Linked DNA regions of Homo sapiens: region 1 is linked to region 2. The links are chromatin loops, found by intact Hi-C in ENCODE. Cell type or tissue: endothelial cell of umbilical vein. All regions are shown on one strand. Links, peaks and the distances in the headings refer to the core of each region. The heading gives the core; the rest is flanking DNA. Region 1 overlaps TNIK (TRAF2 and NCK interacting kinase). Region 2 overlaps TNIK (TRAF2 and NCK interacting kinase).

Region 1 (16,523 bases), core at 5,570-13,569, 160 kb before region 2:
AGGAAACCATCTCCTTCTGTTCATGGCTGCATTAAAAAATAAACCAACAAAAGGCCACATACCCATTTACTAAAGGTCTTGGCTGTTTATTGGCATGCCATCTATTGGGAACCTAATGGAATCTGGACACATTTTTGTTAAAATAGAGTAATTCTTTTAATAAATTGAAATAATTGTTTAATGTTTACTGGTAAGATACCACTACAAATTAGCCACAGGTTTTAAATAAATGTTGGTTTTTCCTGTCTCCTAATTTGCCCTTTTGAATATAGATTGGTTATTACGGAAATGAAGACATATTTTATCCCAGGGTGATAATGTGAATTAGGAATATGAAGGATTCCTCAGTATTTCTCATATTTCTTTTCAATACTTCTTAAGGTTGTAAAGTGCAAAGTAGGGAGGCCGTCGTGGTGGCTATTGTGCTTAAGAGAGACAGATGCTGTGAGTGTGTATATTTCCAGCATGCTATAAGAGTCTTCATAGTCCTCATTCTGAGTTCTCTGCCAGCTGGCTGTTCAGCCCATCCTTCATGACCTCCAGTCATGTGGAACTCATTACTTTTCTGTCAGTCCATTTTCCTGCAGTTCCTTTGAATGTTATCACATTGTGCTGAGATCCTGCCTTCTTAAAATGTTTACCATTTCAACCCCATTTCATACCTCTAGAGCTATTTAAAATTTAAAATTAAATATTCTTTCACAAGAATGTAGAACTTTTGGGCCGGGCGCGGTGGCTCACGCCTGTAATCCCAGCACTTTGGGAGGCTGAGGTGGGCAGATCACCTGAGGTCAGGGGTTCAAGACCAGCCTGACCAACGTGGAGAAACCCTGTCTCTACTAAAAATACAAAATTAGCTGGGCGTGGTGGCACATGCCTGTAATCCCAGCTACTCAGAAGGCTGACGCAGGAAAATCACTTGAACGAGGGAGGCAGAGGTTCTGGTGAGCTGAGATCGCACCATTGCACTCCAGCTTGGGCAAGTAGAGCGAAACTCTGTCTCAAAAAAAAAAAAAAAAAAAAAAAAAAAAAAAAAAAAAAGAATGTAGTCCTTTTGTGTAGTCCTTTTGATATTTGAAGAAAATTTCTCCGTTCTTCCTCCAAACATATACTTACATCTCCTGTTGTCCAGGCAATGTAGCCTCAGTTGCTTGATTCATTCTTATGGCATAGAGCTGAGGCCCTTCATTATCCCCACGAACTATTCTGTCACTAAAAGTCGTGTTTTATGCTTGTAAATAGTTTTATATTCCATAAAACCTTTTGAATATATTATTTAATTTCTATATTAGAATGAGCACCTTGTTCTCACTTCAGGGTCTTTAAAGTCATAGTTCCCTCTACTTAGAACACTTTCCCCCAGCCCTCTCATGGCTGGCTCCTTCTCCTTCAGGTCTCAGCTCAAATGTTACCTTCTCAAGGAAGCCACTTTTCATCCCTGTGTCTATTACAGCTAGCCACTGCCTCTGCTTCCCTCTGCCATAGACTTTCTTTATTACATTAACCTGCTTTATTGTTTTTATGGTATTGCCACTCTCTGAATTATCTTACTTCCTTGTTTATGTCTGTATTTAGCAATTTAAATACATAAGTCAAGGGAAAATTAAGTCAGAGACCTAGTCTGTCTAGGCCATCACTATCCCTAGTCTGGCACACAGTAAATGTTGACACTTCTGGGGCCCAGAATTGAGCTATGTTTTCCTTGATAATTCTTTCTATATTTGTTCCCAGTTTTAAATTTTTTTTAGCATTTTCATAAAATGTTAATCTTTGTACTTTAGAAAAATATATTTGCACAAAAGCAATAAACAAAATCCTCTACCTATTTTTTTTTTTTTATAATGGGATGGGGATGTGGATCTTATGTTTAATGAATTACCAGTAGTCTGCAGAAGCAAGACTATGCTAGAAATTTACAAAATGAGGCAAAGCAATTTTCTGGGGTCTGGTCTCCTGGCAGAGGTCCTCAAACTTTAGTATGTAAAATGAATATTTGGGAAAGGATTTAAAATGTAGATTTCCCGGCTCCAACTTCTGAAATTTTGATTCAGTGGGTCTGGGGTATCCTCTTTGAACATTTAATAAGTATAAATGCTCATTCTGTTGTTCAAGGTCCTGGGACCGCACCTCCAGAAACTGCAAAAATGATTGTATGTTATCCTGTTATAGGTCACTTGAGTGAATGCTAATCCTATACTTTTTGTAATCATTTATTTTAGGATTTCCATGCTGACTCAAACTTACATAAACTGAGAAAAGCAAAAATCAAAGATCTTGCCCTGAGATGTGATACCCGCCTGTTTTGGCTTATTCAAAGATTTGACTTTCAGTGTTTTTATTTGATATGCTTATGATTACAGTTTAAAGCTGAATAATTTAACTCAAGACCTGAGAATCAATATTGTCAAAACTGACCTTATATAGCAAAATCTTGGCCTGTTGGGTGGAGATTTTCTCAAATCTGTATATCACGATCTCTTCATTAACCTTCTGTTAAAATAAGATAAAACATTTCAATAGCAAGTTTATTAATAGTTTATTTATGGAGGTGATTCTATAACATTATCCTGGATGCACTGTAGCTTTTCATAGCCTGCTGCAATGAATCATGTATTATACTATTCACTTATTGTTTGGCAAGGAGTGAGTATGGGAGAATGGTGTGTTTTATAGATAATAGTGGCGTTTGTTTTTTAATCAAGAATTTCTAACATAAAGAATACATTCTTTCACATTTGTTGAGTGCCCATGAAAAAAGCCCTGTGCTTTGTATGGGAATAATGCAGAGCTAACTGAGGAGGTTCCTACTCTTAAGAAGTGCGTAATCAGATTATCTAATTAGGACTGAGTGTTCACTGTGCACCAGAGGTTTTTATGTATATTGTCTCAGTTATTCCTCATGGTGGTTATGGTCTCATTTTACTGGGGAGGAAGAACATTTATTAAATCACATTATCACTGTAAGGCAGGGTTTCTCAGCCTCAGCACTCCTGAGATATGGGGCTGGATAATTCTTTGTTGTGGGGGCTGTACTGTGCATTGCAAGATATATAGCAGCCTCCCTGGCCTCATCCAACTACAAAGCAGCAGCACCCCTAAGTTGTGACAGCTGAAAATGTCTCCAGTTTTTCCTGTGTCTTCTGTGGGGGTAAAACCACTGCTCTAAAAATCACACAGAATGGCAAAACTCTTAACATTGAGGTGCAAGTGGGGATGGTGAGAGTGTAGACTATTTAGGAATTAATGCTGTCCAGGCAGAGTGGGGACCTGAATGGGCACAAGATGTGGGTTTGGAAAAAGCTTAGAGGCTTTGGCATTTCCACTGTATCTGGGAGTGTAATTGAGCATTTTTATAAGTGGAAAGAGTATAATGAAAAGGACTTTGGAGCAGGACTGCCTGAGCTGGATTCCTAGTCTGGTTTTGCTCTGTTCCAGTCATGTGAAGATAATCAACTTACCCTGTGAGCCTGGATTTCTTTATCTTTTATTAATAGTACAGATTAGAGCTGTTAATGAAAACTCAAGTATAAAACATTAATATGTGGAAGCATTCAGCTCAGTGCCTGACACATAGTAGGCACTCAATAACCTTTTCCTCTTCCCAAACACATGTGCCAGTTCTTCCCATGGTCTTGCTTTCATAGAACATTTTATGACCTAAAAGAAACATTCATAGAGGAATGAAGTTAGAAACACATGTCTTTGTGCTCCACATTCTACATTTGATTTATTGGTTTTTATGTATGCTTAGAATGGCATTATTTGTATTAAATATTAGGATGGTGCAAAAATAATTGTGGTTTTTGCCATTAAAAGTAATGGCAAAAACGACAATACTTTTGCACCAACCTAATACCAGTATTACTTTTAATGGCAAAAACAGCAGTAACTTTTGTGCCAACCTAATACAATTCTTACATTGTATTTGGTGATATAATTGCCACTTGGATATTATATTTGGTCTTTAGTGCTTAAAAAAGCCAATGTCTCAATAATGTGTAAAGAGAAGATAGGTTAATAGAGGAAACAGGAATCAGTTGCAGCACTGTGGAACTTTGGTGGGGTGAAAATGGTTTCTGAATAATTTTATATTTCACAAGTTTTGGAGGAGAAGCAACAGTATTTCTTCTTCAGGTAGCATAAGGTCTCAGGAGAGAGTCTTTATTGTGAGATTAGTGAAGGGGTGTGGAGCAGCAAGAACCTCATTTAGATATTGAGGACCCGTTGTATGGTTTTGGTTCTACCCTTAACTTGCCTTAGCTTTGAGCTTGCCATAGATCTATTTGGAACTTCAGTTGTTCTCATCTGTAAAATTAGAATATAAAGAAACAGTTTTCATGATATAACCCATGAAGCTATCGTGAGGTTGAAATCAATTAATGACTATGAAAGTATTTTGTTAAATATAAATTCCTATGTACATGTAAGGTTTGATTACTGCTATTGTCATTTATTACAATAGGAGGTGGCAGATTCCTGTTATCTTGGGGTCTGGGGAAGTTTATTCCTATGTTGTTATTTCTCTTCTTCATCCTCAGGCTTTATTATCTGTTCTTAAAGTGTAGTTTTGCTAGAATTAAAGGTAACAATTTTACTTCCATTCTCCAATAAGTAGGAGAATCATTCACCTTTGAAATATGTTGGCTTGATGAATTTTTCATCCTCATAGATCCCCAAGTTGTTTGCATCTAATTTGTCTGAAGACCATGCCACCTTGTGCTATGATCTGTTGAGTATAATGAATTAGATGGTTGTCATGTGAACATGGAGGGAAGACCTTCGTGGGTGCCTGTGTGCTAGATGCCATATGGGTGGGTCGATTGCTCTACTAGGTAGTTGAACCTGTAGAGTTGCTACCAAAACTTGATACAGGGACTGTGTGGGATTTCTTATTGCTACTAGTGGTTCGCAGCCTTCACTTTTTATAGAAATCATCTGGATAATTTTGCAAAACTATAGATAATTGGGCCTTTCTTTAAAAATTTGATTTTGGTTTGTCTGATGTTGGGCTGGGGAAGGTTTTATTCCAGACCTTCCCAGATGCTTGCAATGCACAGCCAGGATAGAGAGCTGCTGGGCTGAGGCTGTCTGTAGTGTAAGTGCTCTTTTGGGTATCTTTGTCTTTGGAGATGAGTCTACCCCTTTTAGCTCTATCTTGGGGTTTTGTTTACCTTTGTTTATTTATTCAGTGTCAGCCTTCATAAGTATCTAACAACTGCCTGGCATTGCCATCAGGGCATGGTTTATAGATAAACATGTGGCATGGTCCTTGCCCTCCAAGGGTTTGAAGTCTCTGGGTGGAGAGACATGAAAATAGATCACTTCAATGTTGTATTCCATGCACCACAGCAAGAGTATACAGAGCAGAGCCAAATCTGTGGGGGCTGTGGGAAGACCAGGAAAGCCTTCATATAAAGGTGACTCTTGAGTGGAGTCTTAAAAGATGAATAGATGTATGTGGAAGGGGAATTAAGTAGGTACTCTAGGGAGAGGTAGTGTTACCAAAGGCTTGACTGCTTTTGATGGCCTGGGCCAGGGTCAATAACCTGAGGTGAAGTAGGGCTGGGAAGCCTTTAAGACAGACATGGACAGATGGCTCTTCTGGCCTTGAGTCTTGGCCTTGAGACTCATTAGCTGTGTGAGCTTAAGCAAGTCATTTAGCTTTTCTGGGCCTTGGTTTCATGTATAACGAAGAGGTCTGGCTAGAGGGTCTCCAGAGTTCCTTCTAGATATGACATCCTTTAATTCTAAGTAGAGCACTAGTCTGGATAACCTCCACAAGTTGCTTCCATGAATCCACTTACAGCCTGTGCTTTTCCAACTGCAAAACTGTTACAGCAATACTCTAAACCATTAGCAAAATGATTTATACGGAATGCCTAACATTATTAAGGTACCCATGTGGCCTGGTGGCATTGCTTGGTGTAGTTGATGTGTTGAAGGATGTAGACACATGCACATTTTATACCATTCTCTCATTAATTCAGAGCCGCAAGGTTTTAGCAGGTTCTCACTGCCTCAGTGAATGATGATACAAAATTTCTAATAGTGATGAAAAGAGGATGAGATTTTCTGTTAGGGATGGACATGGATTGGCACTCGTGTGCTCAATTTTGATTTGAAGTATTTAGAATGCTTTAGTCCAAAATACTTTCATTCCACCTCATATTGTATCAATGAGTTGCCAAATAACTTGATGCACAACCCCCTCATGACTTGTAGTTTTTAGATCTCATAACACCCTTAATGACTTCGTGATTATAAGGCACTTTCAAGTAATTAAACCATCAATAGTTACTATTCTGGGTTATTTGTAACCTGTAAAATGAAACCCCGCCAGGATTACAGGCACAGAATTTAGGGCTCTTCACGGTTTTTAACTATTTTGTACATGGGAAACATTTGAGACTCTTTAATAAAAAGAATAACCAATTAACTGTGGTATTGAGATTGTATTTCTTATCTCTGTAGTTTAACCTTAAGTATAATTTCATTAAATCTGCTTGGATATTTTGCATATGCAAAAAGAAATATCTGCTGTTCGGCAAGCAAATATATGCTTACTACTACATAGGAGCGTTGTTGGTGGTGAGGGTCTAGAATGGGGTCATTACAACCTCTGCTGCTGGGTGCAGTGGCCTCTGATATTGCTTCGGATCTTGGTCCTGTTGCTCACTTTGCAAGGAGAAGCACAGAACTACTGTGTCCATTTTGTTCCTCTCTACAACAAAGGCAGACAAGTGTAGCAGCTGGTTACACAATTTTTCTAGATAAATTACAAAATGTCTGTTACAACAATCATGATAATAATAACCATATCATCTTTGTGGACAGCAGGGAAGAGTTAGGAACTCCATATGTGAAGAACTCAGTCTCCTTTAAGGAGAAGGTGACTTCTTGTTTTAGAAAACTTGCCCGTTACTGTTTAACATCTTCGAGTTGATACTTCGAGTATGGCTTGAGAAATTCAGTTTTGATCTGTGCATCACATTCAGGGAGGTGGTATGAGGCTCCTAGCTGAATTTATCTTACTGGAAATCTTTTTAGTGGTACCTCTTTCTCTTATCGTAGAACGTACATACAGTAATTACCCCCTTAGCCATTTTAAGTGAGCATACAATTCAGCAGCATTAAGTACATTCACATTGTTGTGCAACCTTCACCACTACCCATCTCCAGAACTTTTTCATCATCCTCAACTGAAACCCTGAACCAGTTAAATATTAACTCCCCATACCCTACTATCCCTCACTCCACCCCATGCCCTGATCTCTGTTTAAAAAAATACTGTTAGTAAACTTAAAACTTAATTATAGAGGTGGTGGTTTCCTGGGTCATGTCCTGCAACACTGGATCTGCAACAAGCTTGAAATGGGTCTGCATGTCTGTCTGTCCTTACGTTGGCGTTCCTCCAAGGTACCTCACCAACAGCCCACTTTATTATCTGCAGGTGACTGACCGCCCCACAACTGCAGGGCTGCATCTTGTTCTAGGAAGCTGAAACCAGCTGAAGCCCTTGATTTTTCTACCCTGTTTATATCTAAATAAAACGATCCTTCTCAGGTAGAAGTCCACAAAAAATACGCAAGCATTTTGTATGAATCCTAAAAGAATATTGTGTATGTTTTCTGATATGGTTTGGCTGTCTCCCTACCCAAATCTCACCTTGAATTGTAATAATCCCCGGTCAAGGGTGGGGCCAGGTGTAGATGATTGAATCCTGGGGGCAGTTTCCCTCATACTGTTCTCGTGTAGTGAATAACTCTCAAGAGACCTGATGGTTTTATAAAGGGGAGTTGCCCTACACAAGCATTCTTGTCTGCACCATGTAAGATGTGACTTCGCTCCTCATTCACTTCCGGCCATGACTGTGAGGCTTCCCCGGCCATGTGGAACTGTGAGTCAATTAAACCTCTTTCCTTTATAAATTACTCAGTCTCAGGTATGTCTTTATTAGCAGTGCAAAAACAGACTAATACATTTTCTATATTAAAATGTCTGGGCTGTGGTTATTTTTATTACAATTTTACAAATGAGATTTCTCTTTACCTTAAATGTATCAACTATTTTTTAAAGCAGCAAAACATTTTTCCCCCACAGGAAACTCCAGTATTTGACACAATAGCAGGATGTTCTGGGAGGATAGTTAGGATCTACCTCATGGAGCCGTCCCTTTGCCGACACAACACTCCCCGATGCACCTCTACCTCCCTCCACAGAGTAGCCCCACACTTGGAGCTCCAGGGAGCACAGTTCTACATCCCCAGTCACAGGTTCCTATGACATGACCTCTGCCTCCCCCTCCAGCCTCATCTACGGCCCATCCTGATTCCCACTGTGTCCATCTATGGTAGCACATTGCGGGGCATTCGTGCACACTGCACACGGTGTCTGTTTATCCGTGCTGTGCCCTTCCTCACCCCCTGTTGGCTAGCAACCATACTATATCCTTAACACTTGGTTCAGGCAGCACCTGCCCAATGGGGTTTGATGGTTTTCCCTGCCTCTTCTCTCCGTACTCTGACCTGTTTGTAATCCTCTGTCTGGCTGTCTCCTATTCCAAACTGAGTCAGGGACATTACCTTACTGTTTCTCTAGTACCAATACAGAGTAGGTAGTTATAAATATGTACCAAAAAAAAAAAAAAAAAAGTACAGAGGCTGAGGCAGATGGATCACCTGAGGTCAGGAGTTTGAGACCAGCCTGGCCAAAATGGCAAAACCCCGTCTCTGCTAAAAATACAAAAACTAGCTGAGTGTGGTGGTCTGGGCCTGTAATCCCAGCTACTCGGGAGGCTGAGGCAGAAGAATCACTTGAACCTGGGAGATGGAGGTTGCAATGAGCTGAGATCATGCCACTGCACACTCCAGCCTGGGCCACAAAGGGAGACTCCATCTCAAAAAAAAAAAAAAATTCTGCTGAGTTTGGAATGCCCTAACTCAGTGAGATATGTTTAGGTTTGCTTCATCTCAACTGTTTGAGTATATAAATTAAGGAGACTGACACAAAATATAATATTTAGTAGCCAACAGCAGTTTGATACCTGATAAGTAAAAACAGTGTCCGCCTACCATCTAATATGACAGAAGAGAATAGGACAAAGAAAAAAATTGTTTTCCCTTCTTTTTAAAACTGGCTTTATGATTCTAAGGCTGTTTTTGTGGCTAAGCACAAAGAACCACAGCTCATCTGAACTTTTAAATAGCCCATTGCACACTTTTGATATCAGAGATGGGTTTTTGGAGGTTGTTTTCCATCTTCTACCATGTCTTTGGGACTGTAGAGTTAAACGTTGACATCACTGATATCAATCATAAAACATAAAACAATGGTTTTGAAACCTTCATATTCATTATTTCATTTGACCTTCACAGTAACCCCATAAGTTAGATAGAAGAGGTATGATTAACCTTGTCTTAAAGGAGAGAAATTTAGGTCTGAGAGTTTATAAATGTCTTCCCTTGAAGCCCCCAGGTAAGTAGTAGAGCATGACTCCTGATCGAGTCGCCTAAATTATCTTACCTCCACTCAGAAGTTTCCCAGGAGGAAATTTGTGTATAACATCTCCTTAAATGTTTGGCAAAGATTGGTTTTGCCCTGCCCTTCCATTGCATGTTTAGAATATTTTAAGTAGATTCTTGATAAGTCTGAATTTATACTATAGAGCAGCGATGCCATAGCCTGTTTCAATATATAGTGCTTCTCATCTTTATAGCAAAAATACTAAAAGGTGATTCATGGCTTGGTGATTACTCATTGATTTCTTAGTAAATGGGGACACTGTGTTTTTGTACAACAAACACAATTGTGTTTTCCCAGAAAGATAAGAAGTGGATTCTTTTCCACCTACAAAAAAGGAAGCGGCATACCTTGGGCTACTTACATTTTACAATATAAAATACATCTGTGTTGATTATTTAAGGGAGTTGGTTGCCTCGTTTCTCAGAAAGGAGGAAGAAATTTCTAGACTTCTTAAAAAATCAGCTCCAATAGCCAGGTGCATTATGATTTTTTTTTCCCCCCAGAAAAACTCTATATTCAGACTGGAGCTTGATAAATGTTTGTTGAAATGAATTGAATTGATTTATTCGCTCAGCTTCAGTTGTGTGATTTTGTGAGCAAATGGATGAATCTTACTGCTCTGGAGACCACGCAAATATTTGCCAGGTGTATAATTTGTACTTTTCCTCTATTCCAAGCAGGGGGAAGGCCAGTTACCTGTTACCTGGTGTGGCATTGTAGCAAGTTGCTTACTCTTTGCTTTTATATTTCCTCCTTTACAGGGATGCCTAGGTTTGTGTGTTTGGGGTTGAGGGTGGGGAGAGACAATGAAATAGAGGATGGAAAGAAAGAATTTCTGGGTATTGTAGAGGAGGATGACCTGGCTACAATACCGAGATGTAATCTCTTGGATAATTTGCATGACTGCAAGTTAGGAATACCTGTGACTCTCTATTTCCGTTTCCATTAAGGATCACATTATTCACTTTTTTCCTTACAGGTTTTAGTTATATAACATCAGTAACCCAGGAATGCTAGAGATGCCTCTATCAGATACTTTCATGACAAGTTTTAGCCAGAGTTATCTCATTCTTTCTCTTTGTCAAAATAGTGAAAGTTAGTGAAAACAGGACAGTGTGTCCTCTTCTTTGGGTGGAGGCAAAGCTGATTTTATATTCTCTTCAAAAGAGTTGCAAATTAGGCAGATTCTGATTTCTCCCCAGCTAACACTTCTGGTGATTTCAGCTGGAGAAAATGAATGTTTTGTGGCCTAAATGTTTAGTACATTTTGTTCTACCATTTTGTACCCACTTGTGAACTTATGAAGAGACACTTCAAATACTTCAGAACTTCAAAACCTTTCCATTCCCTCAAGAAACCTATCACAGAAGCCAATCACCAAAGCCTCCCTCCTGCTCCATATGAATATGCCCCTCTGAGAGTGCTTCAGGGAGGAGGTGCCTGAAGCCAAGCCCTCTGAGGCAACCCCAGCTTTCATGGTCTGCTGTAGGATGGGGAAATGGGATGAGCAGATGATTAATACGGAGCCATGGCTGCTCTGTCCTTGGGGTTCCAGTTTATCTGTTGCTCAGAACAAGATTTGCTTGAATAAGACGAATGCCTACGGTTAATCAGCTGAGTAAATAGTCATAAATTAAGATGTGACCAAGAATCCAGTGTTCACAGGGGATGGGGGAAAATACAAGACAGAAAAGACAAAAACAAAAAAAAGTCTGCTAACAGAACCCAAAACAGAATAGCAACATTGAAAACAGAACGCTCTTTGAGTATTGTTTTCTAGTCTAGAAGCATAGGAGATTTATGGCTACCTGATTAAGTTGATGAGTAATACTATGGTCAGATGTGCTCTTTGAAATTTGGCCTAAGTACTATGCATCATGGTGTTACCTCTCTCTGAAATCTATATATTTGTGAATAGCTAAAAGTAAGATAGGTATTGACAATGTTTTCTTTCACAGCCCAATCACTACTTAAATTATTTCTCCCTCAGCAGTCTTAATCTACATTCTCAGTGTTGAAGAAACTCCTTAGTCTGTGCAACAGTCTCTAGGGAGTATCTTTGCATTTCTAACAATCAACTCTGGAGATTAATTGGGATTATGAGGCCCATTTGCTCATAATCATAAGATTTCAGTGTCTGACTCAGGATCTTGTTTCTCAGGAAGCCCAAGGGTAAGGACACAGAGAACTCCTAGGCTTTAGTCTTGTGTCAGCCGAGTCCTGCTACAAGCTGCCCTTTTGGCCCTCCGAGGTCCTGGAGGTTTTCTTTTGAAATTTCCTTGAGGAACACGGCTCAGGTAGTGGACCAGCTCAGGTGCTCTAATTTCAGTGTGAGTCTGTGGGCAGTTGCACTCAACTACTTCTCCGTGGCTGGTGTCTGTTTCCAAAGTAAATACAGGGGAGAAAATCCCCTTTTTACAATCAGCAATTTGGGTTAGAGCAGAAGCAGTGAAAGTGCCTAATGCTGAAAATTAGTTTTTTAAAACAAGGATAGCTATACAAAGGTGTGTAAATCTACATATATATTACATATATATAATGAATTTGGTGTTTGTGCTGAGTTCTATGCTTTACTGGGAGTGAGTTTCTAAATTGTTATCAGTTCAAGAAAATTTTTTTTTCTTGGTAGCGCAGTGTCACCCTAAGACATGAATGTGGTCTTAAGGGCTGATTTTGCTAGAATAATGGCACTTTATACTAACATACACCTTTTGGGGGCATTTGGAGGGTAGAGGATATCTACAAAAAATTCTCCAGAATAAACATTTTAAGAAATCATAGATATTAACTCTGAAGAAGTACCAGGACCACAATCATTACTGCCTACTATTACTAAGAGAAGAAAAAATAAGTTAACTTTTTAACTCAGCTTGGATGAAGGCTGGGCATCCAAAATAAAAACTTTGATTTGTAGGCAAAACACCCATGTGGAAGGTCACATTGCAGAAGAATATTGCTGTCTTCCTAGACTTGAACCTCAGAGGTTAAGATGAGTTCAGAACTCTTGATAGTTTAAGAGCCATCTCTTTATTTTTTTTAATCCTGAGTCATCTCTTGTAGTCAGGTGTTTCATAGATTTAGTATGTGCTTTGGTTGGCAGTTCTTGTCTTTACTTGTTAATGTGTCTCTTTAAAAGCTCAAGGACCGACCTTGTTCTGTGCACAGTAAAAGTAGCAATAGTATGTAATCCCGTATGTATAGTATATGTATAGAGTAACTATGCCCATTATAGGAAAGGCTCGGTAGCAGGCTTCCGCAACATCATAAAGTAAGCACTTACTGCTTAGTATCCCTGCTTTACAGATGAAAAGTCTAAACCTTGCAAAATTTAACTTACCCTAGGTCACACTGACAGTAAGTGGCACAACCTGGAGTTGAACCCACAACCTTTTGACACCAGTGATTGAAACAGATATAATTCATTGGCATAATGAAAGCATGGTGGGGTCGACTGCTCAGTGCAAGAGTTCAGTCATCTAACCTTTAATTTAAAATTTTCTGGTTTAACTGAAGACTACTATTTCTAGTTCTTAGGATCCTTGTAAAGTAGAGCAGCCACCTTTAGTGTTGTTTACATGCTTTGTTTCTCATATCTGACCATTCTAAAAAGGTAGAAAAGAATTATTCTGCTCACAAATGACCTAGTAATTCTGCCAATATGTTGAAATAAATGTTTTTTAAATTATCCTATTTAGGAGGAGAGGTGACTTTAAGGTAGAAACCCAGCCAAAATATGTTGCTATTCTAGAAGGTTCTTTGGCTTGGGTCAATCAAATAACTTTGATGTTACTTTTGCATTTCTGAATACATTAAAGCCTCATTAGTTTTCAGAGAGGAGACTTGGGCAAAACTTGACCTTTTAAAGTACCTTAGAAGGAGGCGTTTACCAAGCAATTTAAGAGTATAAACAGGAGTTTAAGAAGTTTGTTGAAAGCTTCTGTCCTTAAGTACCCTTGGGTATCTTAAGACTGTTTATTCTTGTTGATATGCTAATCACAAGTCATTCTTCAGTATTAAAGCATTTCCTCCAAGGAATTAATACTTTCACTTAAATAGGGTTCCTGCATGTACTTGGTTCATTAAACTGTACTGTAAAGTAGTTCCTTATTTACATAGTGATACCAACCCTTGCATCCCAAATACACTGAGTTGGAGAGGCTTTGCAGAGTATTAAACACATTTATGTCAAACATTCGCCATTTTGGAAAATCTGAAATTATCAGTTGCTTATTCTTTGGATAAATAACACAAAAGAACATGTGGCTAAGTCACAAAGGGGATGCCTTTAAAGTTATGTATGGAATAATGGTCTCCCTCCATACTTGGGGTGTGGTAGCCTTGTGGAATCCAAAGGCTTAAAAGGTGAATAGATTTTTCTGAGGATTGTCTGGAGTTTTTAATGCCACATGAAGATATGGAAAATTTTATGGATCACCCTGGATGAGAACCCAGGATGAACCTTTCAAAAAATCAAACACTTCTCTTTGAAGCCCAATTTTGCATTTGTGTATGAACTAGACCCTTGATACTCCAGGTGTGGCCTGCTGTCCAGCAGCATGATCAGCACCTCCTGGGAGATTGTTGGAAATGCAGAATCTCAGGCCTTTCCAAACCCACTGAAGCAGAATCTGCTTTTTAACGAGACTCCCAGGTGATTTATATGCCCATTTAACTTTGGGAAGCATGAGATTAGGCCATCTCCTTGGTCCTGAGGACTAGAGATAGCTTGATTAGTGGAATGCCTTTCCTTGGCATAAATCCAGGGTTCAGGATGGGCAGGGTGCCTGAAATGCACCATTTAACTTTTGTGTTGAATGGTTCTCCTGGGAACTGAGAGGGCTCAGGCAGGGCCTTTTTGCCCAGTGTGGTTGGTTTGTCATATCCCACAGAGATGAATCACACATTTGGATAAGTGAAGAGGAGAAGGGAGATCTCAATTCTGGCAGTAACCAGGTTACATGATGCAGAGTCTGTAATACTTAGGTGGAGGGTACATGAAGATTTGCAACATTTGGCTACTACTATGAATTGGAAATTTTCCTCCCAACTCTTACAAATGCAATGATAGCCCTGAAACTCTGTCCTTCAAGATATTTTGGAACTTTCTCTGGTGCTGTTATTTCATATTAAAATGAGAAAAAGAACAAGAACATGAGAATAAATGAATTCTTTTCCTCTCAAAAACAACATCCAATCAAAATACCTAATGAAAAATGAAGATGACACATAATGCAATTTTTGTATGAATAGTTCTTTTGATTAATTATATAGAAGATCTAAGATGACCTTCTTTCAATGGTTGAGAGATCTGTCAAGTGTTTTTACAGTGATAGGATAGAGAATAGTCACTCAGACACACATATACACACCTCCTATATCTGCATGCATTCATACACACACACACACACATATATACATATATATATATATTTTCTCTATGGTTGTTGGGGAAAGTAAATAACATAGTTTGCATGAAGAATACATAGGGCAGCCCAGCCATGGTGGCTCAGGCCTGTAATCCTAGCGCTTTGGGAGGCCGAGGTGGGTGAATTGCCTGAGCTCAGGAGTTCGAGACCAGCCTGAGCAACATAGTGAAACGTCATCTCTACTAAAAATACAAAAATTAGCCAGGTGTAGAGGCACGTGCCTGTAGTCCCAGCTACTTGGGAGGCTGAGGCACGCGAATAGCTTGAACCCAGGAAGTGGAGGTTAAGAAAAAAGAATATATGAGACAGATTAAAGTGTCCAGCAAGTGTTATTATTATGGGAAGCAGCAGGTTAAAAGCATAAAGTTTGGGGTTGTATCCCTTGGGACCAGAATCTTGGCTCTACCACTTATTGGTAGACCTAGGCTTCATTGCTTAACCTCTTTGTGCTTTGGTTTTCTCTTCTGAAATTTAGGAATAATAGTACCTAGCTCATAAGGATTAAATGAGATAATACATGAAATGGCATTTAGAAGAATTTTAGGTATACAGTGAGTACTCAAAAAAGTTAGTTTTTATGTATGCAGTATACTCTGTTATCTGAAATTCAGTTACAGGATTGAGTTTCTTTGGGCATTTTTTTTTTTTTTTTTTTTTTTAGCAACAGAGCTTTAAACTTGTTATATGGAAATCTTTCACTTCCTCTTCCTCTTAATTGCAGTAGTTAATTTTCCTCATGCTAATTGGATTTCAACAGGGAGAAGAATTAACAGAAAATATTTGAATGTGGCATTATCAGATGTAGTCATCTAATATCTTCAAATGTCATAGAGAGCTTTTTCATTCTGGGTGTTGAGATTAGTTGTAAAGAGCTCTAGAAACACCTCAGAATCCTGGATCAAACAGCCTGGTTCCTAATCTAGATTCAGATTCAACAAATACGGATTGGCTACCAGGTTTGTTCTTGGCTACCAGCTTTGTTCCAGGAACTGTTCTGGAACAAATACAGAGGTTAAGACCATAGGTTTGGATCTAAGCAGATCTGAGTTCAAATTTTGATTCTGCTTATTAGCTGCAATATTTTGTGTAAATATTGTGTAAGGACAATGGTATAGACAATATTGGCAGAGGCAAAAGAACTAATTAAGAATCTCATTCACCCTCCTCAAAAACATTTGCTATAATGTTGTATTTTATGTCTTGTTTGTTCTGTAATTCTTCTATATGTTCATTGAAAAATATATAGAATATTTTCCTTTGGGTAGCCCATCTTCTAGCTCCCTGGGAAAGATTTCATTGGCCACTAAAAACAACTTAAGATCTTGCTTTGGGAGTAGATAAGTTCATTCACTCAGATTTAACAATTTTAAGACATACAAAAAAAGCCCTCGAATACTACTTTTAGAAGATCCTGGATACCATTGGCTGCTGCTTATTCCACAATGAATGTATGCTCGGTGTAACTAGAATACGCAAGAATGGATAGCTTTCAAATATTAGTGGGGAAAATATCCTTTACATCAAAACATGACTGAAATGGAATGGATTACAGGAATGTTGGAAATACTGGGCTAA
Region 2 (16,523 bases), core at 3,828-11,827:
GTCATTTATTCTTGTGGGTGACTGACTAGTGACATTTGGGAGGAATTAGTTCCTGTCAGGGTATTCTGGGTAAGTATCTGCAATTGTGAAATAACATCCTAAGAGTTCGTTTCTCATTACAGGAACTTAAAACCAATAAACTAGCAAGGGAGTGAATACTTTAGGGACCCCAGGAATCATCCAAACCTTTGACTGCCTTTGAGACTAAATCTTTTAAAATTCTTTTAGAGGTTATTAGGGCAGGAAAGGGAAGTTTAGAAGCCACCACATCTGGTGATTCCATGCTAAAGGCCCCCTGTCTCTTGTGAAGAGATAACCTCAAGCGCTGACTCAGTATTCTGAAATGTCTTCTGGAATCAGCTGAGGCTGAGGACCCTTTACTTAAATATTGTCCTGGAGAGGGGAGAAGCACAGGAAGGCATACTAAGTAACCCCTGACCAACCTCTATGAGAAAACATCCTACGAGAAACATGACAACTGACAAAAACTGCTGACAATCAACCATGCAAATTGTGAAGTGTCAGAACTCTTTGGCTTTTAAAAATTAACCTTTGTTATTTAGATAGTAATAATTACCCATGTCTAAATAATCCAAGCAATTCTTTTCTCTAATAAGTTGGTTGCTCCACACTGTGCTTTTTTTGGACACCTCCTCCAGGCTCAGGCCTAGTCCTCATCCTGCCCCCAACCACCTTCAACTTGACCTTCCTTCTTTCTTCTCAAGTGGTATGCATGTTTATTTAAGTTTCTGACCCAGTTATTTATTTAGGCGGTGTTGAGTGAAAATTTCAAATGTTAGATTCCTTTAAAATTCCTCCACCCCCTATCACCCCTGCCTTCCAAATAAAAAGATCCATTGCCCTGGAATGCACCACTGTGTCTTCTTGCTGTGTGGTACAAATGTAAAACAAAAACAAAAACAAAAACATGTGTCTCTGGTGCTTTTTCATTAATAGAGGTTTTAGAAAAATGTGCCCAGTGCCTTTTACAAATATCTTTCAGCCCTGTCTCTTCACCATCCAAGTGAAGTGGACACTGGGGAGGTATTGATGCTATCTTCCATGTCAGAAACTCTTTCTTTTCGCATTTTTATAAATGCAAAATAGACCAAAGAATAGAAACATCATAAATACATCTTGAGATTTTTGGCTGCTAGCAGCATTATATCCATAGTCACAATTAATGTTCACATCAAACCTGTAAGGTTGATGCTTTTATTTTGTATTTTATCATAGTGGTAGTGGTGGGGAGAGAGACATTGCTAAGCCCAGGGTGGTTAGGGAACATACCCAAGGACACATAACTAGTAATTGAGAGAGCAACGTGCTTTCACCCTGCTCAAGTTACTTAATGAGTGTAGACTATGGATAAAGTGCAGACTGTAAGCTCTATTTCCAAATACAGAAAAAGGAAGTTAGGTGAAGAAGAATTAACGAAGCATTTGTAAATCGCTTCACCCAGTGCCTGGCACATGGTAAATTCTCAGTAAATGTTAGAAAGTATTATTATCCCAGTATAAACTCTTTGAGAACTTTCTTTCAGGGAGAATTTTAATGACCCATTATTTCTTACTAGTGAGATGTGAAGTTATTGACTTATCACTGCTGAGCTTGGCATGTTGAGCTCTGTTTCTGTTTATTAATGTGATGAGGTTACTTATGGGGAGGGAGGATCCCTGCTGTGTGGTGGCGGTAATTATCAGCATTGCTGTGTGGCTGTAGGAACCAATTGCTAGCAAGTGCTGTTTTTTTTCTTTTTTTTTTTTAAATCCCATTATATAATTTAACAATCATTTTGTTCCATAGTGAGAGGAAAAGAATTTAGCAGCCTTCAGCTGGAGCTGAATGGGAAAGCAAATTATAGAAATCACTGACAGTAGTGCCTGGCTAGAGTAGGATTGTTTCCTACTGAATATTTGAAAGTATGTTGTCCAATCTAATTTTGAAAGACTCGAGTCACTGGGCTTCCATTGCCTTCCTTGGGAGCTATAATTACATGGCCTAATAAAGCTCAGTGGTGGGACATTTTCCCCAGCTGATACAGGAGCAATGGATGTATTCACAGGAGGCCTGGTCAATGTACTTTTCAAAATGGGATTTAGAGAAGGGACACAAACATGTTTTGCTCACTCGGGAAAATATTCATTTCCTGCTATCAAAAGATGTTTCTTTGGTCCATCCTGCTGGCATTGAACCCTGATTTGCTATATAATGGGACTTTCTTTAACTTTGTATTGTGGAGAATCCTAAAAATACACAAAAATAGGCAGAACAGTATAATGAACACCTATGCACCCAAAACTAGCCCCAACAGCCTTTAATCAGTGGCCAGTTCCACCCCATCCACATGTCCATCTATGTTGCCCCTTCTAGTTATTTTGAAACAAAACATGTCATTTTTTAAAATTTTGGTAACATAAACATAAAATTTACCTAAATTTTAACTACTTTAGAATGTATAACTCATTATCATTAAATATAGTCACAATGTTATGCAACCATCATGAGTATCTAGTGCCAGAACATTTCCATCACCCCGAAAGAACACTGTGTACCCATTAAGTAGTCATTCCTGTTACCCCCTACACCCAGTCCCTGGCATCCACTAGTCTGCTTCTGTCTCTATGGATTGCCTATTTTGGATATTTCATGTAAATGGAATCATACAATATATGGCCTTTTTTGTCTGGCTTCTCTTTTTTTTTTTTTGAGACGGAGTCTGGCTCTGTCACCCAGGCTGGAGCACAGTGGTGCAATCTCGGCTCACTGCAAGCTCCGCCTCCTGGGTTCAAGCCATTCTCCTGCCTCAGTCTGGCTTCTCTTTTACTTAGCATAATGTTTTACGTGATTCATCCACATATCATGCATCAGTATTTCATTCCTTTCCATGGCTGAATAATATTTTATTGTATGGATATCCCACATTTTGTGTACCTGTTCTTCTGTTGATAGACATTTTGTTTTTTTCTGCTTTTTGTCTATTGTGAATAGTGCTACTTTGAACACTCATGTACAAGTTTTTGTTTGAACACCTGTTTTCAATTCTTTTGAGTATACTTCTAGAAGTGGAATTGCTGAGTCATGTGTCAATTCTGTGTGTAACTTATTGAGGAACCCATTAACTGTTCACCGCAGTAACTATACCATTTTACATTACCATTAGCAATGTATAGAGGTTCCAGTTTCCCCACATCCTCACCAATACTTGTGATTTTCTGCCTTTTTTCTTCTTAAATTAACATCCATCCTAGTAGATGTAAAGTGATATCTCATTGTGGTTTTGGTTTGTATTTTCCTAATGACTAATGACATCAAGCCTTTCTACATGTCATTGTTAGCCATTTGTATATCTTCTTTGGAGGAATGTCTATTCAAGTCCTTTGCCCATTTTTAAATTGGGTTGCTTGTCTTTCTGTTATTGAGTTGTAAGAGTTCTTTATATATTCTGGATAGTAGACCTTTATCAGATATATGATTTGCAAATACTTTTCCCATTCTGTGGGCTGTCTTTTCACAGTCTTGATAGTGTCCTTTCATTCACAAATGCTTATAATTTTGATAAAATTAATTTTTTCTTTTTTTTTTATTTTGGTGCTTGTGCATTTGTTGTCATATCTAAGAAGCCATTGCTAAATCTAAGGTCAAGGAGAGTTACCCCTATGGTTTCTCCTGAAAGTTTGATAGTGTTAGCTCTTATATTTAGGTCTTTGATCCATTTTGAGTTAATATTTTTGTATAGGGTGTGAGGTAAAGGTTTAACATCATTTTTTTGCATGTGAATATCCAGTTGTCTCAGCACTATTTGTAGAAGAAACTGTCATATAATTTTATCCATAAGTATTTCAGCATTTTTCTCTAAAAGATAAGAACTTCTTTTTACAAAACTACAGTACCATTATTACACTTTTAAAATACTGGCCAGGTGTGGTGGCTCAACGCCTGTAATCCCAACACTTTGGGAGGCCGAGGCGGGCGGATCACAAAGTCAGGAGATCGAGACCATCCCGGCTAACATGGTGAAACCCCGTGTCTACTAAAAATACAAAAAAATTAGCCGGGCGTGATGGCGGGTGCCTGTAGTCCCAGCTACTCGAGAGGCTGAGGCAGGAGAATGGTGTGAACCCAAGAGGTGGAGCTTGCAGTGAGCCGAGATCGCGCCAGCCTGGGTGACACAGTGAGACTCTGTCTCAAACAAAAAAAAAATTAACCAGATTTCTTGAGTATCATCAAATATCTAAGTCCGTATTCAGAATTGTAATTATCTCAAAATGTGTATATCTTTTTTTAAAAAAATTAATATCTAAATAAGGTGCACCCATTGCAATTTGTTGGTGTATCTAAGTGTTTTTAAATCTATAAGTTTTCTTTGCGTCTCTTTTTTTCTCCCTTGCAATTTATGTGTTGAAAAAACTCTTTGTCTTGACTAGTATCCTGGTCTAGATTTTGTTGATTGTATCCTCATGATGTTACATGTTCCTCAGTCCTCTGAATTTCCTGTAAATCAGTGGCTGGAGCTAGAGGCCTGATCAGGTTCAGATTTCTGTTTTTATTTTTGGCAGTACTACTTCCTAGGTAATATGCGTTCTTATACCAAAAGGCAAATTCTATTTACTTTTTTATTTATTTATTTTTTTCTATTTACTTTTTAAAATGTTAACAGTCATTGATGATCACTGCCTGAGTCTGCTAGCTTATTAGGAGGCACAAAATGGTGGCATTCTTCTACTATGTCTTCTTCATTTATTAGATGGAATACCTACTTTTTTATGAACAGAAACTTTCCCTCTTTTATTATTCAACTACCCAGTGGTAAGATTTGTATTAAAAAGGCAGTATAGACTCTTCAGTCTTTCCTTTTATTTGTCAGCTCTTAGTTAGTTTGTTATTTTTTTCTAACAGTGCCAGTCATATTCTTTGGGTGGTGGGGGATGACCTTGTTAAGGCATTTAATTAAGCACATTTAAAGTGTTTCTACACATTACAGCTATTATTCTTATCTATGCTCAGATTATCCCATCTTTCACCACTGGGAGTCTCTTGAAATTGAATCCTTTTTGACATGATTTTGTGGTCTTTGATAGTTTCTGGGCTATTACATATTGTAATTTCCCAACTTTTATCTGGTTGGAATGTAGTCTACTTGTGGCACTTCCCAAATTTCCCTATAAGCACTTATAGGTCTTGAAACTTCCTTGGCTTCTTGGAGAAGGTGGGAAGGTTTCCCTAGCCGTTGTGGAATCATAAGAAGACAAGTCAGAACAGGCTTTGGAAACTCACTCATGAAATGAGTTTCATGAGATTTTATTTAGTTTCTATTAGGTATACAAAGAAAAAGAAAATATAATTTCTGCCTGAAGATTTTGGAGCCTGATGAGGTATCTTTTAGGACCTGGAAACATAGTGCTGATATCAGGAATGTAGATTTGGACAAAGCCAAAGCCATCAATGTGGTTTTATTGTGGCTCCATTTTAGTTCTGTCTCTACTACTAAGTCAGGAATTGATTGCTAGTTATTCTGAATTCTTTTCATATAATTATAAAAAATATATAAGTACCTAATAAGGTGATCTTTGTTGAAGATATTTTTGAAGGTAAAAGTCTGGAAATGGATGTGTTTTTCTAAGCCTAGAAAATGCATGTAAAAGCACATAGATGGCTTTTTTCTCAAATGGTCTCTACATCCCCATTGAGTAAGGGTGATGTTTATTTTCTGCCTATTTTATAAGTTGCTAAGTAGTGTAATGAGTTTATATTTATAGAGTGCTTGGAGCTTTTGCATGAAAGGTGCTAAATTAGAGTTTATTGTTTATTGAATTTATTTGATGTGTCCAACCTCCTGGGAACATTCGCTGAAGTTAATTAAAAACAGATAGTTCCCACACTGACAGCTTACAGTGCCACTTACAAACCAGTAACATAAACAGTGTGCACTTTTGTAACCCTAAGTTGGGACACCTAGAGAACCACAGTTCTTTCTGATAGGGGAATAATCCTACTTTTATGTGAAAATTTGACTGCTGAGTTAAAACAGAGATATTCTCAATTTTGTCTGAGTCACCTACCTACTCCCATTAAAAAAAAATACTTAGAATATGGAGAGTTTCCTCAATTTTCAAATATAACTTACAGGTTGAAAAATTTAAAAATAATGTTTCCTTTATATCATTTTGGGAGTACATGAAGGTAAAAGCTTGTGTTTTATATATTGTTTTATGATAACTTTTTCTTTGCAGGAATGGCATTCCAAAGCAGCCAATTGCTTGTGCTTTCTTACCCCAACTTAATGGAAGCAGTGAAGCATCATTAAAATAATGGCTTGTTTGCTTCCTTTGCCAGTTGGTGATGGAGTTTTGTGGTGCTGGCTCTGTCACCGACCTGATCAAGAACACAAAAGGTAACACGTTGAAAGAGGAGTGGATTGCATACATCTGCAGGGAAATCTTACGGGTAGGTTACGAGTGGGGACTGGCCCACCTCCCAAAGTCTTCAAGCAACACATGATATCTTATGAGGGATTGAATTTTTTTCTGACTTTCTAGTGAAATTCATAAGCATATCAAAAACCCTTTAAAAGTTTATCCTATCAGTGGTGGTGGTGGTGGTAGTGGTAGTTTGGTGTGAAGGTCTGCTCTGATGGAAGTGAGCGCCATTCTGGAGATAGGCCATGAGCATATTTTCATTTAGGTTGACATTGGGTGATTTCTCTTAACAAGGGATTCATTTTCAATGCTGTTTCCAATTAGAAACCTGATTTTAGATCATAAAGACAGTGTTCCACTTAGGAAATGAATTATTTTATGAGATATTTTAATCACTCATTTAAGTTATCTGTTTGTGAAAGTTCACAATTAATATATTATCCCTAATGGTGTAATACCTTCCCACCATATAAAGTTTATAAGGATTGTGTGACTTTAGTCATTCCTATACATACAACCTAGTTTAACCGATTTTACCTTTAAAAAAAATCTTTGTGACCTAATCACTTAAACTAATCAAAATAGCTGAACAAGACTGCCTGTTTGCCCAGTTTTCCCACACATCCCCCAATCAGGAAATCTAGACAATAGTATCATATTTGCTGAGCTGAGTTCAGGAAGAAGAAAGTAACTGGGCATATTTTAGTTCATTCAGACTAGCTTAATCATCCCTTCCTACTAATATGGAGGTTATTATATGTCTACTGAGCATTCTTATTAAATCTTCCTGGCCATTGTTATTTATTTATAAGCTCTGCCTTCTTAATTTAAGGCAACAAAAGTTAAAACTTTTTTACTGTGTGTTCAAGATATGCCTTTGAGAGATAGATTGTATGCTTTGGGTGGATGGATGAAATGGATAGAAGTTAAAAAAGAAGGAAGGCATAAGAAGACGATGTCTGTTCATTAAATGCAAACCAAATTAGGCAAAAGGCAAATAGAAAATGGAATTTTAAAATTATAACATTGATGTGAATGACTTCTATCCTGAAAACTACAAAATATCACTGAGAAATATTAAAGAAGACCTTAATAAATGGAGGTGTACATTATTTCACAGATTACCCAATATTCTAAAGACATCATTTCTACCCAGTTTGATCCATGGTTTCATTGAACTTCCAATTAAAATTCCTATAGGTATATTTGTGGAAATTTATAAAGCTGATTTTCAAACATTATATAGAAATGCAAAGGGCCAAGAATAACCAAGGCAATCTTGAAGAAGAAGAGCAAAGCTGGAGAATTTATGCTACCAGTTATCAGGATTTATTATAAAGCTACTAATAAATTAAGACAGAGTAGTATTGTTACAAGATTAGACAATGGCCAAAGGAACAGAATCAAGGGTCCAGGAACAGACCCACATCATATGGATGATACCTGGTCTGTGTCAAAGGAAAGGGTTCTTTTATCAGTAAATAGTACTTGATCAATTGAATATCCATAAGAAAACATGAAACCTGACACCTGCTACATACCATATTCAAAAATTTATTCCAGCTGGGTTATAGATATAAATGGGAAAAATATAAAAATTAAAGCACTTAAGAAAAAACACATACATCCATGGCTTGGGATAGGCAAAAATATAAATTATATGTTTTGTGTTCTTAAACAGAACATAACACAAAATTTGAGGGGAAACAAGGAGGCCTGGCTGCTGATTTCCTTCACATCTGACGTTTATCTCTGTTTTGATGTGCCATTGTGCAAACTTACTTTGAATTTCTGACTTAAAATTTTGCTCATTCAGATAGAGCATAATGGATTATTTAGTCATCCTGACCACTCAGTGGCTGCCAAGAACCTGTCAGGTCTCTAGGGCTGGTTCTGCCCAATATGCCTTTCTGCACTGCTGGGGAACCCTACAGAGGATCAGTCATTTGATCTAATCTTCATGGTTCTAAAAGCAGCAGGGATGTTTCATCACATGAGCATCTCTCAATACCTTTCACACATTCTCAATGTGTGGAAACAATGGCTTTCCTCCTTTTTCCAGTATATTCTCCGAAATGATACCAGCATTTCAGACATGACTCACTGGAAGAGACATTTGATCACCCAAAGGTCTCTGGCCACAAGAGGTTTTGGAGGTGACCTCCATGCATTGTATGATCTCATTAAAAGAACTTTTGGCTCACTTCCATGCTCTGGTATCTGCTTTCAACCACTTCAGTAGTGAAAGAGGGAAAGGGATCTTCAGTCCCTCTCTTAAGGATTTATGGGGTACATAAATTTTGTGAAAACCACACATTTAAACCCCTGATGCCTACCCTGTGACAAACTGAACAGATAAGAAAGGCAATTTTTTAAGACCTAAACCAGTGCCTCAAACCCTTCTATAACATGGTTTATGTTTTCTGATATCTCTAAATGTATATGTGGGTCTTTTTGGACCTCTGTACTCTCATGCTGAATTTCTTTGACAAGAGAATTCAGATATCTAGGTTTGTTTCTTTTCCTGTCAACCTCATTTTTCATACCATGATTTTGTTGTTGTGGAGAAGATGAAAAGCACAAAAAATTAAAGGTAATAAAGAACACTCGGGGACCCGATACATTGAATTATCAGGTGTTAGCATAAAATAATTTGCTTTAAGACTCCATTTTTAGATTATTTTAGATTATAATTTATCTGAAAAATATATGACTACTTTAGAGTAAGTCTGTAGGTTAAAGAATTCACACCACAAAGAAGCCAAAAACAGAGTAATTCATGAAGAAATGGAACACAAACAGGTTTAGTTGTCACTGAATAATTCTCACATAATGAGCACAAAGTCACAAATAGCATAAACTAGCATAAACTAAAAATGACAGTGATGAATGCCAACAAAAGAAATAGAAACTGTATTCCTTTTTAAATGTAAGGCACAATGGGTAAAGCCAATGGGAAATTTCTTGGCTGGTCTGAGAAATATTTTACTTCGCTTAATTAAAATTGTATAACAAGGCCGGGTGCTGTGGCTCACACCTGGATTCCCAGCACTTTGGGAGGCCGAAGTGAATGGATCACCTGAGGTCAGGAGTTCAAGACCAGCCTGGCCAACATGGTGAAACCCTGTCTGTACTAAAATAAATTAGCCTGGCGTGGTGGCAGGCACCTGTAATCCCAGCTACTCTGGAGGCTGAGGCAGTCGCTTGAATCCAAGACACAGAGGTTGCAGTGAGCCCAGACCACGCCATTGCACTCCAGCCTGGGCGACAGAGTAAGGCTCTGTCTCAGTCAATCAATCATTCAATGAAATTGGATAACAGAATGTAAATTTTAACTTTTAAATTCAAATATCCTGCAGGGATTCAGTTAAATCAGGTTAGTTTTCTGTACAGAGACTGTGTAGATGGTTCTATTTTAAACTGTTTAAACTTCGCTTTTCACAGTAGTATTAACTGAAACTCATGTTCATGTTGGAACCGTATAATTACTTGTGTGGTTCCCTGATACCTGATAATCAGATCCAATATGCAAGCATTTCATTAAACACAGCACCATGCATTGCAAGGACTGCCTGGGTACTTTAATTTATATTGATGAATTGCCTACAGTTAGAAGAGCACTATGAGCACATGAAAGATGTGATTATAATTCTGAAAAGTATGTCTGGGTGAGTGTAAAGTTTTTGGATCCTTAACAGTCAAAATAATTTATTGGCATCTTGGCTTATGTTCCTATTAACCCTTCTTAACTCTCCATCACTCCAGGGGCTGAGTCACCTGCACCAGCATAAAGTGATTCATCGAGATATTAAAGGGCAAAATGTCTTGCTGACTGAAAATGCAGAAGTTAAACTAGGTAAGAGCAGAATCCTGTGAGCCTTGGAATTGCAGGAAGTGATGAGATTATATTAACAGCTCTAAAAAAATTAATGTTAATTTGTCACCGTGGATTTGGAGAGCATTGCCCTAAAAATGGAAAGGAAAATGTTTCTTTGCCTATTTTAAAAAATATTTTCTCAAGGCATTCTGAGGAATGAATTATATATAATGTGGGAACAGAACCACTTGCTTAATCAATATATAGAAATAATTGAGATTTTTTTGTTTCAGCAGAGATTAGAAGTGACAAACTTTGAAATGGCCTCCTATATCTTACAGTTTGTTTATACTGTTGCTGCTATAACAGAGCACTAGGACCCAATTTTTTTCCATTAAAATATACACAGGCATATTCAGAATAATCAATTCCTGCTATATTCCCATAGGTTTAAGTTATATTTACATTGATTTTGTTATTACCTTGGGCTCCCGTGCAAAGTGGATACTTAATATTCTACTTTAGGTGCATACTGATTACCCCCACTTCCATCAGTGGGAGAATCCTTCTCTTTGGCGTATCTGTTAGAGCTCTTTCCGCAACAAATCTGGGACTGCCCAAATAGAGAATTACCACATGCATTTGACTGCTTGATGTATATGAGTAAGAGCATGAATTGACAAATATCCAGTAGGATATGTAACTTGTCATCTAGAAAAGAATCGCTGTCCATATGATTGTATATTTTCAAAGAGATTTAAACATCTTCTATGTTTATATCCCAAACATTTGCTCTTCCTTTTTGTTGAAATATATGACTTCCATTTTTTTTCTTAGTTAACATTTGGGACCAAACTTTCTCACCTCATGAATATTCTCTTTTAAAAACAAAAGTATACATTATGTAGGCTAAGCAGTTATATATGTATCAACTAGATAAGCTATCCTGAGAGCATTCTTACTTCACTAATTAACAGTTACTTGTTGAGTATATATTATATGCCAGGCCCTGTACAAGACAATTTTCTATAGATTATCTCTCATAAACATCAGAGCAACTCTGTGTAGATGTCATCATCCTCATTTTACAGATTAGGAAACCGAAGCTCAGAGAGGTTGATCTACTAGCCCTAGGTCATACCACTAGTAGCGGCAGAAATGAGATACAAACTTAGGCAGTCTGACTCAGACTTTTGCTTTTAATCACTTGTCTTGTATCCCCAAAATACTACCCTTTCTGACAACCAAGCTTACTTTTTTTTAACACCTATTTTTGGTCCCTGTGAAGCCTTGGTGTAATCAAATGTAATTCTTTGTGCCTTCCTCATGGGTACACTTCATCCATTTCTCATGCAGTTTAAAAACATATTCACAATATAGAAAAGGTAGAAGCAACCCAGGTGCCCATCAACAGGTGAACAGATAAACAAAATGTGGTCCATACACACAATGGAATATTATTCAACCTTGAGAAGGAAGGAAATTCTAACACATGCTGCAACGTGGATGAACCTTGATGATATTATGCTAACTGAAATAAGCCAGTCACAAAAAGACAAATACTGTATGATTCCACTTATACAAGGTAGTGAGAATAGTCAAATTTATAGAGATGGAAAGTAGAATAATTGCCAGGGGTTGGGGCAAGGGGGAATTGGGAGCTATTGTTTAATAGGTACAAAGTTTCAGCTGGGGAAGATGAGAAATTCTGGAGATGGACAGTGGTGAAGGTTGCACAACAGTGTGGATGTGCTTAGTGCCCCAGAAATGTACATTTGAAAATGGTCAAAATTGTACACTTTATGTTACTTATGTTTTACCACAATAAAATAATTCACATTCATTTTATCGCTATCTAAAACCTATGATCACAGACTTTATTTACTTGTCTTTTCTTAAATAGTGGACTTTGGAGTCAGTGCTCAGCTTGATCGAACAGTGGGCAGGAGGAATACTTTCATTGGAACTCCCTACTGGATGGCACCAGAAGTTATTGCCTGTGATGAAAACCCAGATGCCACATATGATTTCAAGGTATGGCTTCTTTGTCGTGTTTCAAAACTATGCCTACCATCTTATCCTGAGTCTTATAAAGTCTTACATGCCCTTATATTTATGATTTATGTCACCCAAAGGGAGAACTGAAAAACATTATTTGAGTTTAAGACCTGTAAGACATTCAAGTGAGGATCTTTTTAATGAATTCACCCATCTTATCTGATGGCCTGTTTGTAAAAAATAAAAAAATAAATAAAAAGTTTAAATCATTTTCTATATTTTTTTAAATTTACTCTTGCTTCTTATTATTGGAAAATAGATTGGATTTCCATTTTGGTTATGGTTTAGATTTTTGGAAGAGTATATATTCTGATAGCTTTTTACGTTAAACTAAGATGTGAGTTTGTTGTCTTGGGTCATCTTTTTCTGATTGAGAATAATCTGACTTACTTCTACAATGCTCGAAGTATAATTATCTGGGGTTTCTTTTTCATGAGAGGGAATCAGATGGAATATTGGTGACTACTTTATGGTATTTCTGTCGTGTGGCCTGATGTTTCATAGAAATTTGATTTGTGACTTGTTACTTTATATTATAAACTAGAAATTTGCTAATACATTCAAAGCTGTGTTCAAATAGATTTCTCCAAGAAGCCCTTCTCTTTTCTATTCTGCTAGCCAATAACCAAACATAATTTTGCATTATTGCCCCTCAGGTTTATTGTCTGGACTTTCAGGTGACACGGCTTTCTAATGAATGGTGACTGAAAGTCAAGGCAATAAAATTAGGGGCAATGGGATCTAGGAACTGTGTGTGGGTTTCCAGGCTGTGCATTAGGTAGAGAGACACCCTGTGGTCTTTGTGTACATTACAGGACAACTTGGGCAAAACTTGATCTGCTTGGGCTGGTTTCAGAGGTGCATGGACTTTTCACCAAAACACTTTAATGATCCTCTGTAAATACTCTTATCTAACAGATGAAGAAACTGAGGCCGAGGTCTGCAGGTGCTCACCGGGTTAGCAATCCTCTCAGAGTTAGCACTTGAATGCAGGTCTCCAAACTTTCTGTTCAGAGCCCTTTCCAATATATTACCTTGCTCCTCTGTAATGTACTTCCATATAAATCTCCAATTTATCAATTGAACAGTATATTTGAAGAATATTTCACTTTTAAGGAATATTTTTAGTTCTCGACATGTGGGGTTATTATTGAAATCAGGTCTCAAAGATGCAAACATTGCAGCGTTTTTGAGGCCCCGTATCTCAGTGTTGACAGAAAATTTGCCTCTTTTGGGAATTGCAAGCTTGAAGGTCTGAAAACCTAATAATCTCCCATAAATTTCCTCCTTCCTTCAAAGTTAGTCACTGTAATAACCTGACAACAATCTGTCTGAAAACAGCTGCCAAGTTAAAAATTAATCTCCTGCCAAAATGTCATTTTTTTAAACTGCTAATGATAAGCATATTTAAATAATTCTGTTTGCAAATCCCTTCAGAGAAGCCACTACAAAATATACATCCCAGGCCAGATATGGGTATCATGATTAGCTACAAGCAATTCTTCAAACCATAGTTATACCTAACAAGTGCTAACTAGTCTACATCTGGGCCACAGATATTCTAGATTACTATGTAACATAGCATGGGGAAACAGCGTTTGCAGCTCTTACAACCTCAGCTTAATCTTTTAAGTATTGTGACTGACTGCACTATATATGGGACTTTTGTTATGTAAATAAAGTGGGTGCCTACAACTGACTTGTTTTCAGTAGGGTATCTAGAAGAGGCTTTCCTTCTGGCCAAGCCAAAGCTTGGAATTAAACTGATATTTTGGTCCTCTTTCCTCAGATTATGGCTAAGGAGTATAGTTTAAGATCACTGTAAATGGTGTGAGACCAGTGCATAACTCTAGGTATGGGCAAATCCTGTTGTATGAGTAGCCACAGAGGTCGTCATGCTGCACAGTGATTTCAGAGGTACTGGAAGGCTCACCTGGCTATAAAAGTATCCTGAGACATTAAAAAGATTGAAGATGAATGTCTGTGTGTTTTTTTAAAAAATAAAGAATCCTGATAGAATAGGTTCAATGGTGTCAGTCATTTAGACCTTAGTGCAAATTAGTTTAACAGGATTGTCAGGAATGTAGGTTGTGCAAGAGGAGGAAAAAGTCATGGCAGGGATATGAGCTTCACTGGTTATATGCCATGGGTAAAAAGAGGAGGATGACAAAAGAATGAATAAGGAAGACTTTTCTACAGAGGACTTTATAATATTGAATTATTTTAGGTTTTTAAAAAAATTCATAGTGGTCTTCAAAGACATCTTAGACAAATCAAATAGTAAATAATAAATAACAAAACCAAGCCATACCCTGTTGGGGTATAGTGGAAGGTTTGGGGATTCTTTGCAGATTTATTTAATCCACTTATACAGTTTTACTGTGGGCCAGAGAAGATGCTGATCTTTAAATAACCTTACTACTTCTTTCTTGGCACCATATATCATCCCCTTTTCTGTTCAGTATCCTTAGGAATGTAACCTGTCACCAGGGGACAACTTGACAATATGCTGACTTTCAAAATCATTTATTCATTCACTCAGTGCATATTTATAGACTATCCATTGTGTATAAGGAGTTAGTCAAGCTGTATCTGTACATGCAGTTTCTGATAGAAGGTTCATTTGAGACCCCATCAAAGCCCGAGGATTTCACTGTGTGTTTGGTGGTCCACTTGGCCCAGTGGTGTATCCCAGCCCCAGAAGCTTGATGTCAACACTTTGGGCCCTCATGTGCTATAGCCACTTTCAGCCGAGAGTGTGTATTTAGAATAAAGGATGACTTGGCCACCGGACTTTATTAGATTTCTTACCACAAAAGTCCTTTCTGTAAAATAAAGACAAGAAGAAAAAGAAAAAGAGTATAGCTTAGTTTTGTTATTTGATTTATTGTTTATCAATTATTTTTTGATGTGTCTAAGATGTCTTTAAAGACCACTATAACTTTTTACAAAACCTAAAGTAACTCAACGTATAAGGTCTTCTGTAGCTTTTTATTGCAGAGTCTGGTTTTGTGTGATATCTACTGGGCACAGTAAGTAACTCACTGAAAATAGACCCTCTCCTAAGGAGGAGTGCCAGAATCTCATTTGCCGGGTGTGCTGGCTTTCCCCTGGAGGCCCTTCCTTTCTTGTTTTCAGAAATTCTGTCAAAACACTTCAAGTGAAAGGAAAGGTTTCATTTCCCTGATAAGTATGTGGGGCAATAATGAAAGCTTTCCCGTTTAATAATAAGCATTCAAAAGATTTGAAATTAATAAAACTGTTCAAAATGCCTAGGCTGTTTAAATTGTTATTTTTTTAACCTACTTTGAATTTCATTTTGGTTGGATGGGATCTGCTAAGCATTTTATAGTCCTGTGTATTTATTACTTTAACAGAACCACCCACTAAGAAATTTCTGTGGCTGAATGCCACAGTATAGTACACATAATGTAGTCTTATTCACCCCTCCCACCCCATAGACACACACACACACACACACACACACACACACACACACGGGAAATCTATAAAGAACCTGGAAAAACTTAATAGTATTTACTTTTGAATAGGGCATGTGGATGGAAAACTTACAATTTTTATTTTCTATATCTTTCTGTCCTGTTATGTTTTTTGCCATAAACAGGCCTTGCTCTTATATGAAGCCAATGAAGTAAGAGATGCACAGTGAAATGGCTTACCCCCTTATCCCACTCCCCACCAGATTCCTGTCCTCAGGCCTGATCTGTGCCAATGTTGTTTATTATTTGCCTAAACTCTGTTTATGAGACTTTCATATGGGTGCTGCAGATTATTTGCAGACATGGGTGTCTCCTCCAGCGTTTGGGTGAATATTGTGCTCTGGTTGTAGAGAAAAAGTACTCTTTTCCCCTGTGTCACAGATAATTGGCATTATTCAGGCAGGGTGGAAATACTTCTTCTAAGTAAGAGTTTCAGTTGGAAATGAAGTGAGCAACCTAACTAGTGGTAGAGTTTCCGCCGTGCAGGGTGTCACCTGAGAGGACAATATTCAGATTGCAGAATGATGCATTTACACTCTCAAACAAGTCGTGGCCTCTGTCTACTGAGATTCAAACAAAGGTCCTTCCCTATTCGATCAGAAGGAAGATGACCCAGATAGCATGTTAGTGTCACCAACAGGAAACTGAAACTCCTATTCAACATATTTCTGTGGCTCTCTGTTCACACCCACCTATAAAGGATTCCTTAGTGAAACGCAGCCAGTACCT

Evidence for each region. Hi-C counts contacts between places; a loop is a spot of excess contacts. Peaks named below come from ENCODE experiments on the same cell type or tissue, not always from the same donor. Only the 100,000 strongest peaks of a DNase experiment are listed, where the experiment ranks them.
Region 1: it touches region 2 in a loop (7-fold over the local background); 5 of 110 quality-filtered maps call a loop at or near these places.

What each region holds. Positions count from the first base shown.
Region 1 is chr3:171,349,680-171,366,202 of GRCh38, reverse strand. The region is part of intron 2 of TNIK (TRAF2 and NCK interacting kinase); the gene reads left to right. Among named protein-coding and RNA genes, the nearest start is that of TNIK, 100 kb to the left of the region's middle. In endothelial cell of umbilical vein, for the core only: no CTCF peak of the experiment used is centred there; a DNase peak (open chromatin) is centred at 9,742; H3K27ac peaks cover 3,028 bases.
Region 2 is chr3:171,184,449-171,200,971 of GRCh38, reverse strand. It overlaps TNIK (TRAF2 and NCK interacting kinase), which reads left to right. Exons shown (of 33, transcript NM_015028.4): 5 at 6,337-6,447; 6 at 10,185-10,275; 7 at 12,140-12,270. Among named protein-coding and RNA genes, the nearest start is that of MIR569, 86 kb to the right of the region's middle. RefSeq lists enhancers at 11,233-11,282, 13,692-14,219. In endothelial cell of umbilical vein, for the core only: a CTCF peak has its summit at 5,054; DNase peaks (open chromatin) are centred at 7,061, 8,521 and 10,201; H3K27ac peaks cover 4,489 bases.